Regions from separate parts of the Homo sapiens genome. Here region 2 is linked to region 1. Evidence: chromatin loops called from intact Hi-C (ENCODE). Cell type or tissue: PC-9. All regions are shown on one strand. Links, peaks and the distances in the headings refer to the core of each region. The heading gives the core; the rest is flanking DNA. Region 1 overlaps TGFA (transforming growth factor alpha). Region 2 has its middle 40 kb from the start of FAM136A.

Region 1 (2,500 bases), core at 1-2,500:
AGCCTTATGCTGGTGGCATTTCCCTCATCAGTCTTACAACACTAAAAAAGAAGTAAAGTTAATCTGCTGTGACTTTTCATTCTTTATTTGCTGTAATAAATTGGTCTAATGTTTTCCTGGGAGTGTCAAGTTTTATAATCTACATTCTAAACAATCTTCAGGCATTTTTACATCATTAAAGTCAGAAATGTATTTGTCTTTTTCCATTCTCTGAGCAATTTTTACATTTGCTGCTATTTCTTAAAAATCACCAACAGGGATGGGTGATTTTTGCTACAGGTTTCTCAGTACATTGAAGTAAAATTCATCTGTACCTGTGATGAGTAAACTCATCTGTGGTATTAGGGGTCTTTTACTAGGATACTCACTCAACCTTTTATTTCATATTTACTATGTTTGTTTTATTCTTTTTGACAGAAAATATAAAAGCAAAATTATGTCAATAATAGTCTTTTCCTGGTTTTGCACTAACCTTTTCTACCTGCCACAAGAGATGGACTTATTCCTTCCTTTTTTTACCTGTCTGCTCCCAAAGATAGCCTCAGAAAACCATTGGTTTGTGGCCAATAGCCACAACTCTAGTTCTTTCTGTCCTTCAGTTTTCCTGACATTCTCATAAACACCTGCCACCTAGGAGGCACTAACGTGCTTGTTCCCTCAACAAAGTGCTCTTCCATTCTATTCTTTGTCACCTCTTGGGACACATCCTTCTTTTGATGTTCTTGCATAACTTACTAGATGATGTATCAGAGAATTCCTTCTGCAGCCACATTTGGGTTCCTTACAGTCTCTCTCCCCTTTACTTTCTCATGAACCCTTTGACTACAAACTCAGAACTCTATGAGCCTCTCAACTGGCCTGGCCTTATTCCCTTGTAGAATCATGCTTGTGGGATCACATGTGGTTTTACCCTGAATTTTTGGACACTCTGATTGCCTGAAATTGAACTCTACCTAGTGTTTCCTTCTCTCACTTCTATAGCACATATAGATATCAACCTGTTATCCTTTCTGATCAAGACTGCATTCACAGAAGCAGGTGTCCCTGTTGTCTTCTTTATCTTCTGAGTAATACATAACCAACAAGTATGTAAAGAATTCTTCAGGTGTTCAATTTGCAGCATGCTGAGATTTCCAGAAAATATACCCATCTGAAGTTTGTTGCCAAACCACATTCTATCCTTATGACTACTTTGTCATCAAGATCCAGACAATATTAATTTCTTAGATCAACCATCTATCTACAGAATTGATCTATGATGATTTAACTTTTGATATCCCGATTATTTTTTCTTGAAGCAACTGTCCATGTCATTATTGAGCCTATTTGTTTATTTGGGGCTGCCTGGCAAACATTTCTTTACTTCATAACAGCACTCAGGTTTTCTTTTAGGGAATTACCTCTTCCCCTACAGGTTTACATTGGCTTATCACCATGTTCAGATGTGCTACCCACCCTTCCATCCTCTTTACCTCAAATATGAATCTTGATAAGAAAGACAAAAAGATAATGCTGATGGAATTCATGCATTATAACTGTGGCATGTTGAGCAGAGTTTCTGTTCTGAGATAGAATCTGCCATTCCTGATTCCTGGCTTCCTGGAGTCATCTGGGTTACTGTTCTGTTCTAAGGGTGATTCTCCAGCTTTCCCACAGATTCTGTGTGCTCCCAACAGCCTTCCAACAAAGTTGCTTTTGTTCAAGTTAGTTGGAATTGATTGTTGCAACCAAAGAACCCTAGTTGATGTATTCGGAACAAGATCTGTTCTTCAACTGACTTCTTATAATGCTATTCCTTGTCACCAATTCTCCAGTGCCCACAGGATCATGGAATCACCCATTCAACTCACTGCAACCATTGATTCGCTTCAGTTTTCCAAAAACATTTCCTCAACAAGCCCACAGGCAGAAACTGAATTAAAATGCCAAGTTTCATCTATTCACTGCCCCCAAAGTGAGCTATAAATCTGTAGTTACCCAAGGTGGTAAGTCTTGTTTATAGCAATACTGTGTTCTGTAGCCTTACCGCTCTTCCTTCTTCTCTCAAGCTCACCCTTCCTAAATTGATACGCCTACCTTCACAGTCATCCCCCCCCTTTCTTTTTGAGACAGACTCTTGCCCTGTCACCCAGGCTAGAGTGCAGTGGCACGATCTGGCTCACTGCAACCCCCGCCTCCTGGGTTCAAGTGATTCTTCTGCCTCAGCCTCCCGAGTAGCTGGGATTACAGGTGCCCGCCACCGTGCCTGGCTAATTTTTGTATTTTTAGTAGAGATGGGGTTTCACCATGTTGGCCAGGCTGGTCTCGAACTCCTGACCTCATGATCCACCTGCCTCGGCCTCCCAAAGTGCTGGCACAGTCCCTTTTAGTGTTTTATGAAATTAGAAAATAAATCCAGGATCACCTCTGAAGACTGAGAATCAATCCAAAGGAACCGAGCACTGCTTAGTTTTCAAACCATCCCTGCTACCCTTCCCATAGCATCTGGCTTGACCATTTT
Region 2 (11,565 bases), core at 3,888-6,387, 140 kb before region 1:
TTCTCCTGCCTCAGCCTCCTGAGTAGCTGAGATTACAGGTATCCATGACCATGTCCAGCTAATTTTTATATTTTTAGTAGAGATGGGGTTTTACCATGTTGGCTAGGCTGGTCTTGAACCCCTGACCTCAAGTTATCCACCTGCCTTGGCCTCCTGAACTGCTGGGATTATAGGTGTGAGCCACCGCACCTGACCTAGATGGAGTTTTAAAAATCAGTTATGAAGTTTTATGAAAATTGTGATTTTGATTAGTATTACACCAAGTTTACGGATAATAATTTAAGAAAAAGTGATATCTTTATGATACTGAATCGTTCTTTTTTTTTTGAAGGGTCTAAGAAGGAATCTGTTATTGGAATATAGGTAATATATAGATTTGTGAGACTCTGGTTCTACAAAAAATTTTTTAAAAATTAGCCAGGCATTGTGGCATGCACCTGTAGTCCCAGCTACTGGAGGCTGAAGGGGCTGCTGCTGAGGTAGGAGGTAGGAGGATTGCTTGGGTGTGGGAGTTTGAGGCTGCAGTGAGCCATCATCGTGCCTCTGCACTCCAGCCTAGGCAATAAAGCAAGACCCTTTCTAAAAAAAAAAAAAAAAAAATTCTACACATTCCTTAAGTTTGAATATACCTGCTCTAGGCTGCACTATCGGAGACTACACCCTCTGCTGGTGGCGGGCGGGGTGGGGGGGTCCCTTTGGGTTTCTGTGCTCACTACCATGCCTTTCCAACCATCCCTTGCTTTCTAGACTTCTCTACTGTGTCACACCTTCTAATCCACAATTGGAATCTGACAACCAACCAATGCCAACCTGTGGGCTTTGCTGGTGGGTGAGTGAGGGCTTAGGCAAGTCCCTTGGGCACAGGGAGAATGAATGAACCTGAAGTTGGCACCATAGTTTTGCATGTGTCTCCAGGTCCCAGTAGCAGGGGTCACTGTATGTAAGGTTATAACCAGGGTGCCAGCTTTTCACCAGCTTCCTGGTGTTAGTGCAGGGAAATCGGGGTGGCTTGGCGCCCATGAGGGACCAGTGGGCTGATGGGAGTCACAGGTAGAATCAGAAGTACTAAAGCTATTCCTGGAATTTTTTTTTTTAGACCGAGTCTCGCTCTGTTGCCCAGGCTGGATTGCAGTGGCACGATCTCGGCTCACTGCAGCCTCCATCTCCCAGGTTCAAGTGATCCTCCTGCCTCAACCCCCCTAGTAGCTGGGGTTACAGGCATGCGCCACCGTGCCTAGCTAATTTTTGTATTTTTAGTAGAGACAGTTTTCGCCATGTTGGCCAGGATGGTCTTGACTCCTGACCTCAGGTGATTCACCTGCCTTGGCCTCCCAAAGTGCTGGGATTACAGGCATGAGCCACCGTGTCCAGCCTGGAATTTTTTTAATTTAAAAAATATTTTGGGCCAGGCATGGTAGCTCAACGCCTGTAAGCCCTGCACTTTGGGAGACTGAGGCGGGTGGATCGCTTGAGCCTAGGAGTTTGAGACCAGCCTGGGCAACATGGTGAAATCCCATCTCTACAAAACAAACAAACAAACAGACAAACAAAAAAACAACCACACCAACCCTCCTGCCCCAAATTAGTCAGGCATATTGGCACATGCTTGTAGTCTCAGCTACTTGGAAGGCTGAGGCGGGAGGATCAGCTGATCCCAGGGAGGTCAAGGCTGCAGTGAGATGTGATTGTGCCTCTGCACTCCAGGCTGGGTGACAGAGCAAGACCCTGTCTCAAAAAACAAAAACAATAACCAAAAAACCCCCAAAACAAACTAAGAAAATATTTTAAAATATTTGCTCAATGGAGCTATGCCTAGTCGAGCTGAATGGATCTGACTTTGTTGTGGCTTCTGCCAGCTTCGTCACAGCAAGTGGGAGCCTGCCCACACTTTGAGTCTATTGCTTGCTGGGACTAAGGACACATTGAGGCAATTTAGGCCCACCCAATTAGACTGAAGGTTATTTATAAACTCCCTAGATGGTTATGCATATTAATAATCAAATCTCTAAATAATGGCCAAGGACCTGATCTCTGTTTTTAAAAATTTAATTATTATTATTATTTTTTGAGACAGGGTCTCACTCTGTCACTCAGGCTGGAGTGCAGTGGTGCGATCTCTGCTCACTGCAACCTCTGCTTCCTGGGTTCAAGCCATTCTCGTGGCTTGGCCTCCCAAGTAGCTGGGACTACAGGCACACACCATCATGCCCGGCTAGCTTCTTTATTTTTAGTAGAGATGGGGTTTCGCCATGTTGGCCAGGCTGGTCTTGAACTCCTGACCTCAGATGATTTGCCCACCTTGGCCTCCCAGAGTGTTGGGATTACAGGCATGAGCCACTGCAACCGGCCGTGATCTCTGTTTTAAATACTCAACATCTTAAAAATTCCAGCATGGTGGCTTATGTCTGTAGTCCCAGCACTTTGGGAGGCCGAGGCCAGAGGATTGCTTGAGGCCAGGAGTTTGAGACCAGCCTGGCTAACACAGTGAGACTCCATCTCTACAAAAAAGGAAAAAAAAAAATATATATATATATATATACAAATTCCAGGAATTTCTTCTGATTCTGCCTGTGACTCCCAGCAGCCACTGGCCCCTCGTGGGCCCCAGACTCCCCTCGGGATCAGAGACCAGCAGGTACTTAGCATGCCCGTGAATCTTCTCTAAGTGTTTTCTTCCTGAAAACCTGAAGCAAAGAATGACTTACCATCTTGGGCAGGTTATTTCCCCTTCTTGGCTTCAGTTTTCCCCACTGAAGATGAGGTTAAATCAGTGTTTCTAAATCTCTCATCTGTGAAGTGATCCTAAACATCCTAAAACCAACTCAAACATTCTAAAACCAAAACCAAACTCTCAAAGCAATCCAGACAGTATTTTTTCTTACATGTATTGAAGAACATGTAATAAAATAGAAAGACATATATATATTGTGTGTGTATATTTTTTTACATAATAAACTATCCTTAAGGAACAGTGACCCAGGCCTGGAAACATGAGGTTGAGCTTGCTAGGCAGAGATAGGCACTGATTACCAACTGATAGTGGGGTTGATGGTACTGCTCTATGTTAGGTCTCTTGTCTTGTAATTATTACACTTTTTTTGTCATAAATTGTGCTTTTCATTCTTAATGCAATAAAATGATTTAATCTAATATTTTCACTTTATTATGAGATAAAACAACATGTAAATAAACTTTGCATCTTGTTGAGCATTTAACTCTCCTATGAGACAATTTTGTCTGCTTAATTGAATCCAAGTGACCTACCAGCATTCTGTCAAGGCATGATGATGATTTTAACAAAGTGTTCTTGTCAAATTTCTTAAGAAAGCACTGAATTTTAGGATCTCTAACGTTTCTTTTAGGCCAGTGAATTTATACTAATATGGATGTAATTCTGGGAAAGAAAAAAGAAGAAAGAGGCAGAGACTTTATCTAGTAGGAATTTAGTTACCTACCAATCAAAGTAAAGTCTGAGCATGCATGTGTGTGTACCTGTGTGTGCAGTGAGTGAACGAGAAAAACATGCAGGTATGACAAGGCTTAAAGTATTCTGAATAGATAGGCCTGTCCTGGAGCTTATCAGGAAACGCCTTGTCTAACGAACCTTTTCAGGACTTCTGCCACAGCCACACACATACCCAGATACACAGACACATACAGCCAGACACAGACACAGACATACACACATGTGCATGCACACACACACACACTCCTCAGAAATACAACCTCTTTTTAAAGAAATGAAGGCATTTCCAGCCTTGCTTTTTACTTTACAGGAGGCCTGGATGAGCTTTCTTGACAATCAGGGCTATTTCCGGTTACATCCGTGGTGCAGTGAAGATGTCTCAGGATTCTGACCAATTAGGTCTTTGGATGAGTTAACTTTTTTTTTTTTTTTTTAAAGACAGGGTCTCCTGTCACCCAGGCTGGAGTGCAGGCCTTTGCATGACAGTTAACCTAAAATTTTTTTTTAAAGAGATGGGGTCTCGCTATGTTGCCCAGGCTGGTCTTGACCTCCTGGCTCAAGTAATCCTCCTTCCATGTTCTCCCAAAGCACTGGGATTATGGGCGTGAGCCACCATGCCCAGCCCTAAGTTTCAATACTCATACAATCCTCCCTATGACTCAGTAGATCTCAAACTTTAGTGCGTTTATAATTCCTTTGGGGGGCTGGGTTAAGATACAGAGTCTTGGGCCCCCTGCCTTACGTTTGAACTGTGGCCAAGGGATCTGTGTTTTTACAAGCCCCCATGTGATGCTGATGCAGGAGTTTTATGGAGAAACATACCATCAAACTGTCTCAGAAATTCCATTAATTACTGAGAGGATCAAGGCACCAAGTATTATAGTAAAAGTATCCAAGAACCATCTAGAACACCGCTTTTCTAGGAGTTGCCTCCCTTCTTGTTCTCACAAGCAGAAGGCATTTCTGTTCCTCTGCTTTAGATGACAAAGCTAAATGGGTGCACCTGTAACTTGCTTATAAGGTACTATAATTTCCAGCCTCTTTGACTCACTGAGATGATCCTAGTGGAGTTTGGTTTTTGTAGTTTCTGGAATTGCAACAATAATCTAGCTTCTTAAAACTTTAAAAACTTTACATGATGCACAGAAACAAATACATTTTATTACTTGATCCAGTATACACATATGCAAACACACACATTTATTGAAAAAAGTTTCTCCACAAAACTTTTGTTATTACATTTTCCATTCTATTCTGTTCTCTACCAGTTAATTCTTAAAAATCAATGCTGGTCATGACACACTTGAATGATTTCATGACCCACTGATCTAGTTATCTATTGCTGCATAACAAATCATTCCAACATGATGACCTAAAGCAACAGTAATTATTTCAGTATCTTTCATGGTTTCTTTGGGGCAGCAATTTGGGAAGGGCTCAGTAGGGCCGTTCTGATTTAGGTGTCTCATGTGACTGTGGTCAGTAGCTGGGGCTGGAAGTGACAGACTGAATTAGCTATCTCTCTCTCCAGGTAGCATCCCCGTGTGGTCTCAGTGTGGGCTTCCTTGTGCATGGCAGCCTCAGGGCAGTTGAACTGATTAAGGTGCCTCAGAGCTCCAAGTGGAAGTCATATAGCATCATTTTCTCCAGAATCACAAGCCCACTCCAATGCAGCGAAGGGAACATAGACTCTACTTCATAATGGGTGGAGTGTCAAAGTCCCATTGTAAGAACAGCAGGTGGGATGGGACATACGAGTCACCTTTGGAAAATGAATTAGCCACATCGAGAGCACCACTGCAATTTGAAAAGTACTCCTCTAGAGGGCACTGTTGTCATGTGACGCTGGATCCATTTGACTGGGGAATGGGGTGGAGTGATGGGAAGTGTGTTGGGGAGACAGAATAAGGAATTTGGGTGTTGGCAAAGGGGCGGCTTATCCTTTTTGAATTGATCATTCCTTCTGTTGCATAGAACTTGTGATGGCAGTGATGGGGGGGTGTGGCCATGTGGATGTCCTAAGGGAGGGGAACCCAGCAAAGGAGAAGGGGGGCTAGTGACCAGCTTGCAGGGCTTTAAGCCTCTGTGCATTCTCCCCAGTGCCTAGCAGAAGTCCTTGCCCATGGATCAATTTGACAGCTAAGAATAAAGTGTCCATGGGTCACCAGGCAGAAGTCTGAGCTTTGGGAAGGATAGCACCAAGCCTAGCACCCTCACAGTACCCACAATTTCCACCAAAGCATGGCTGGCTCCATACTTCTGGTGCTTGGGTGCTGGCAATGATGACTTGGAAGACTGATGCAGATGTATGAGTGGATGTGATTGTCCAGGAAGAGTGATAAATAAGGAGAAAGGGGCCAAGGAAAGAAAACTGGGGCTTCCACATTTAAAGAGAAAAAGAGGTGGCAGAGGAGGCTGGGAAGGCACGGTCAGAGATGCAGGAGCAAACCCAGTGAGATGGTGGCATGGGCTGGGATGGTTTCTAGGAGGCAGTGGCCCTCAGGGTCAAGTGCAGCTGCAAAATCAAGAAAAAAGGGAACCATCAGATGTGGCAATGAGGAGGTCCCTGGTGACTTTTATGATGCCATTTGCAGGAAACCAGGTAGGCAGGGCATTTAGGGAGTGCAGTAGAGATGGGAGGGAGGAGTGAAGGGCTATAACTTGAGAAGAGGGAAGGGTCATGAGGTTTTTGTTTTTTAAATCTTGGGTGAGACTAAGCTGGCACATAGGCAAGGGAAAGGAGATGGAATGAGAAACCAAAGACTAAAAGGGAATAACTGGGCTGGGCGTGGTGGCTCATGCCTGTAATCCCAGTACTTCAGGAGGCCAAAGCCGGCGGATCACTTGAGACCAGGAGTTTGAGACCAGCCTGGCCAACATGGCGAAAGCCCATCTCTACTAAACATACAAAAATTAGCTGGGTGTGGTGGCGCATGCCTGTAATCCCAGCTACTCGGAAGCTGAGGCATGACAATTGCTTGAACACAGGAGGCTGAATTGCTTGAATACAGGAGATCGCACCACTACACTCCAGCCTGGGAGACAGAGTGAGACTCCGTCTCAAAAAAAAAAAAAAAAAAAAAAAAGCGAACAAAAAAAGAGGAATAACTGATACGGCCTGGTGTGAGGCATGGGGTCCAGCATCCAGATGGAGGGGTCAGCCTTAGAGGGGTAAGGTGGGTGTTCCTTCTGAGAGAGATGGGAACTAATAAAACCAGGAAGAGATGAAGATTTAGGGAGAGGGGGTGGTCTGCTGAGCTAGTTCAAGTGAGCAGTGAGGATTGGGTAGATGGCTTGAGAAGAGTTTGTTAGAGATGAGTGAAAAGCCTGTTTAGCATCAACTCACACATATCTAGTACCTACTCTGTGTCACATGTTTTCACAAAAATGATTTTATCCTTACAACAGTATGTGAAACAGAAAACATCCTTATTTGCAGGCTCCAACCTCTTCCTTGTTGAGTGAGTTCCTTGCTTACCTGAGCATAAGAATGTGCTTGTGAGGAAAAGGAAGGTAAGGAATCCAGGTCAGTCCTGAAGCTCAGAGCAGCCTGGCATCGCCTAGCCCAGGGACCCTTGATGAGGCTGGTTGCCTACTTGAAACAAGGGAAAGCAACCATGATTCTGTTTTGAGTCTGGGAAGAGGGGCTAGCATGGGGGAATGGGTCCCTCAGACCTTTGCCCAAGGTCTAGTCAAAGGGAGGAGGGGGAGGTGGTGAACTCTGCCTTCAGGAATACACGTGGAGTGGGGTGCAGTGCAAATAGCAGGGCCCTACCATCCATGTCTTTCTAGCTTTGCACCCCTGGACAAGCCACTTTGTATAAGCCTTTGTTTCTTCATCTGCAAAAAGGGGATAATTCTATTAAATTTGTATATCTGTGGAATGCAAAGTACCTGGAAATCCTAGACACCCAATACCTGCTGTTATTATTTTTTTGAGGTGGAGTCTTACTCTGTTGCCCAGGCTGGAGTGCAGTGGCACAATCTCGGCTCACTGCAACCTCTGCCTCCTGGGTTCAAGTGATTCTCCTGCCTCAGCCTCCTGAGTAGCTGGGATTACAGGTGCGTGCCACCACACCCATCTAATTTTTAATATTTTTGGTAGAGATGGGGTTTCACCATGTTGGCCAGGCTGGTTTTGAACTCAAGTGATCCACTCGCCTCAGCTTCCCAAAGTGCTAGGATTACAGGCATGAGACACCACGCCTGGCCCCTCCTATTATTATTATCATCATCATCATTTCATTTACTATCTCAGAGAAAGTCAGGAACTCCTGACTCAAGATCAGGACTTTAAGAATGTGGTAAGATTTTGGAATCTTTGTAACTAACACAGACCCATTTTATCACTTTTTATGTCCCCTATGACCTTATAGTAATTAGCAGTCAAATCCTTAAAACTGAGATGCCTGGGTACTTTATTTTTTGAGAAGTAACAGAAAAAGGGAGCCGGGAAGACTGTCTTACTTCACTGCTTGGACTGGAGTGAGGAGAATCCAGAAGTCAGAGTGGCTGCAGCTGAGATGGAGAAGAACTTGCTGCTTAGAGGAAGGGGACTGTAAGTAGCCAAGATGGGTCTTGGGGTACAGCTGAAAGGAAGGCATTTGGAGGGACCTGGGTGATGCCAGCCACAGCCAAATCATTTCCAGAGGGAGGGCTTCCTTGCCACTTCCCTCCAATGTGCCACTTCTACTGCCTAGAGCCTGGATGACCACGGGGTCCTGTGCCTCCTTGTCTCTCTGTGCTCATCTTGCCTGTGTCACTCATCAGTCAGAAGTGCCTTCAGGGTGGGGACAGGAACTTGTTCACTGTTGAATCTCCAGTGCTTACTGCTCAGTGCCTTCCCTGTGGCCAATCCTCTGTAGATGTGATTCATTGACTGCCTGCATGTCTGAATGAGTGAATAAATGAATGAATGACTAATCATTGAATAACAGAATAAAGCAAATTCAAGAACCTTGTCTCAGCCTGTTTTGAGTCTATTGAAGTGTTGCCCAAGTGTCAGTTAGGGTCACCTAATTCCTTAAGAATTAGATAAACTTCCTTTGAGCCATCTATTTCACAAATGGGAAATCCAGAGGTCTCCCTAACATTTCTGTGGGTTCTTAGGGCTGTGGGCTAGGGTGTGGATGGAGAAATAGTGGGAGAGAGGCTTATGGTTTCCACTGGTTCTAAACTTCTGCTTCCTCAGTTTAAAGACTGTCTCCATCCAACTCTGCCTTCTCCTATGTGTGCAGTACAATCTCTTCCTTTTTCCACATGATCCACACTCCCGCCAAACAAGGCAAGTTGTGTGTGGATCAGACTTCACTGTGGTACTAGGGGTTGGGGCAGAGGAGGAGTTTACATCATGACAACGCAGCAGTTCCAAATTAAATGTATTCTTACAATCCTTTGACATCCCACCACTAGAGATGTCTTGTTGGTTGTTTTATTACAGTGGACTCCAATCTTAAGCCATCTTATGATCTTCTCTTTACTTGTTTGCCCTCCTCTTTTTCTTCTTCTCATCGCTTCCACTCCAGGTTGCTTTCAGGACCTTCAAAATCTCTTTGTATTTTAAAGACCAATTTACCCCACCAAGAGCATCCCTGATAATAAAATAACTAACAACTGCAGAGTACTTACAGCCTTTTTTTTTTTTTTTTTTTTTTTTTGAGACAGAGTTTCGATCTTGTTGCCCAGGCTGGAGTACAATGGCATGATCTCGGCTCACCGCAACCTCCGCCTCCAAGGTTCAAGTGATTCTCCGCCTCAGCCTCCCGAGTAGTTGGGATTACAGGCATGCACCACCATGCCCGGCTAATTTTTTGTATTTTTAGTAGAGACAGGGCTTCTGCATGTTGGTCAGGCTGGTTTTGAACTCCCAACCTCAGGTGATCTGCCCACCTTGGCCTCCCAAAGTGCTGGGATTACAGACGTGAGCCACCATGCCCGGCCCCTTGATAGCTCTTAATACATATGCATAGAGATGTACAAGTGTATGTGTGCACGTGGGTGGTGGTGTGAGAGAGGTTTAGGTGGCATCCTTCATCTGGCCCAGGACCACCAAGGTAAGATCCAACCCAGCTCTCCCTTGTCTTCCTGCTATGGGGGCAATGAACAGGAGCCTGCAGGTCCCCTGGCTGTAAGAAGTACCCAACTCTAGGGCCAAGGAATGAGAGTAAGAAGCAGAGGGCCACTCTGTGATTTCTCCTTTGCTTCACCAATGGGCCTCTGCTTTAAGTGCAAAAGCGGTTAAAGGTGCTTGAGGCTTAATGTGTCTCATTAAGGGCTTGGGCTGGCGATGGCTGCCTCTCTCTGCTGAAGGCTGTGACTCCCTTTAAACAGCTCGCTCCCATGGCCATGGGTCTCTCTGTGTGTCCACTCCCTCCCTTGCCCCTCAGGTCTAGAGATAGCAACAGCTCCCCACTGTTGCTAGTTTCAGGATAAATCACAGGATTGTTGCCCTTAATCTGGTTCCCACCATGCGACTGATCTCTTTATTAAACTCTCTTCAATCATGCTAAGTGTGTCCTCATTTCAGTTCAGACTCTTCCTTTGAGTCCTTTGTGCCCTAGTCCTAGTTTTAAGAGTCTTGGCTACCTGTAGGAGACCTTAAGGGTCCCTCAGGTGTTGCTGGGTTCTCTAAGAACTCCTTAGAGACCTGTTTGAGACAAGGTCTTGCTCTCTTGCTCAGAGTGGAGTGAAGTGGCACAATCACATCTCACTGCAGCCTCGGTCTCCTGGGCTCAAGCAATCCTTCCACCTCAGCCTACCGCGCAGCTGGGACCACGCCTGGCTAATTTTTAATTTTTGTAGAGACGGGGTCTCACTATGTTACCAGGCTGGTCTCCAACTCCTGAGCTCAAGCGATTCTCTCACCTCTGCTTTCCAAAGTGCTGAGATTACAGGTGTGGGCCACCGTGCCTAGCCTAGGTTTTGTAAGCAATTATGCAACCTTCACCCTTTCCCCCTAGAGGCTCTAAAACTCTGCCATTAGAGAGTCCTTCTCAAGCAAACCAGGGATATGCTCTGGTATGAAAAGGTGGTGGGTTTTCCAGTTTGTTCTGAGGGCCCAAGCCCCTTTAGAACAAGAATCAAAACAATGCCTGGGACCTGCCCTGTTATCCAACCCTATGCTCTCTCTTCCTGGTGGAGGCTCCAGAATTTCTGGATCACTGGATTTAGGGGATGCAATCCAGCTGGAAGAGAGTGGAACAGAGTTAGGGAACTTGTCTTGAAGCTGCAATTGCAGGGTTTTGCACCGAGTGTTTTAGGAGGTGGCTTGTGTGGGGTGGTGGTGAGGGGGTGCTGATGAGATTTTAGAGGAAGGTTTTGAGCCTGGGCACTGCTACTGGCTTCCCCTTTTGTTAGAACCTGGCCATGCCTCTGAACATGGCTTCTCTTCTCTCTGTGGACTGACAGCACCTGAGGGAGGGCAGGGAACAACCAGGGAGGCCCCAGCATGGGAACAGAGAAGAGAGACAGGCAGCCCTGCCTGTACCAGGGACCTCTTGAAGACTGTGTGGATGGTCCCTGACTTAGGATTGTTTGATTTAGGATTTTTTGACTTTAGATGGTACAAAAGTGATACACATTCAGCAGAAACTGTACTTTGAGTTTTTGGAATTGGGCTACATTTGTTGATATTGTTTTTTCTATTGCAATTAAGTCTAATAGAAGAGATGTTATATTTTGGTTGCAGTGAGGTTTGAATATGATATCATGTGGTGTATTGTAATGGGAAGAAACCTAATATGTTGAAGAATTTATATGTGTGTGAAGGGGATTCAAGTTTGAGATTATTAGTCATAAGATTAAGTTCCACTGCTACTGTAAATCCTAGAATGCTTATGCCAAGGGCTTTAAGTTTTAGTTTAGTTTAACACAACCATTCTGTTTTCCAACTTCAGTATAGTATTCAATAAATTACATGAGATATTTAACACTATTATAAAATAAGCTTTGTGTTCAATGATTTGCTCAACTGTAGAGTAATGTAAGTGTTCTGAGGACTTTTAAGGTAGACTAGGCTAAGCTCTGATGTTCAGTAGGTTAGGCATATTCAATGCATTTTGGATTTTTAGTACTTTCAACTTATGGTGGGTTTATCAGGA

Evidence for each region. A loop is a pair of places that touch in the nucleus more often than their neighbours do. Peaks named below come from ENCODE experiments on the same cell type or tissue, not always from the same donor. Only the 100,000 strongest peaks of a DNase experiment are listed, where the experiment ranks them.
Region 2: a loop joins it to region 1, with 4 times the contacts of the local background. A loop is called at or near these places in 7 of 110 quality-filtered maps.

Annotation. Positions count from the first base shown.
Region 1 is chr2:70,483,152-70,485,651 of GRCh38, forward strand. The region is part of intron 2 of TGFA (transforming growth factor alpha); the gene reads right to left. Among named protein-coding and RNA genes, the nearest start is that of TGFA-IT1, 2.8 kb to the left of the region's middle. In PC-9, for the core only: no CTCF peak of the experiment used is centred there; a DNase peak (open chromatin) is centred at 1,140; H3K27ac peaks cover 2,490 bases.
Region 2 is chr2:70,336,075-70,347,639 of GRCh38, forward strand. It overlaps the pseudogene BRD7P6. Among named protein-coding and RNA genes, the nearest start is that of FAM136A, 40 kb to the left of the region's middle. In PC-9, for the core only: a CTCF peak has its summit at 5,289 (motif pointing right); a DNase peak (open chromatin) is centred at 5,307.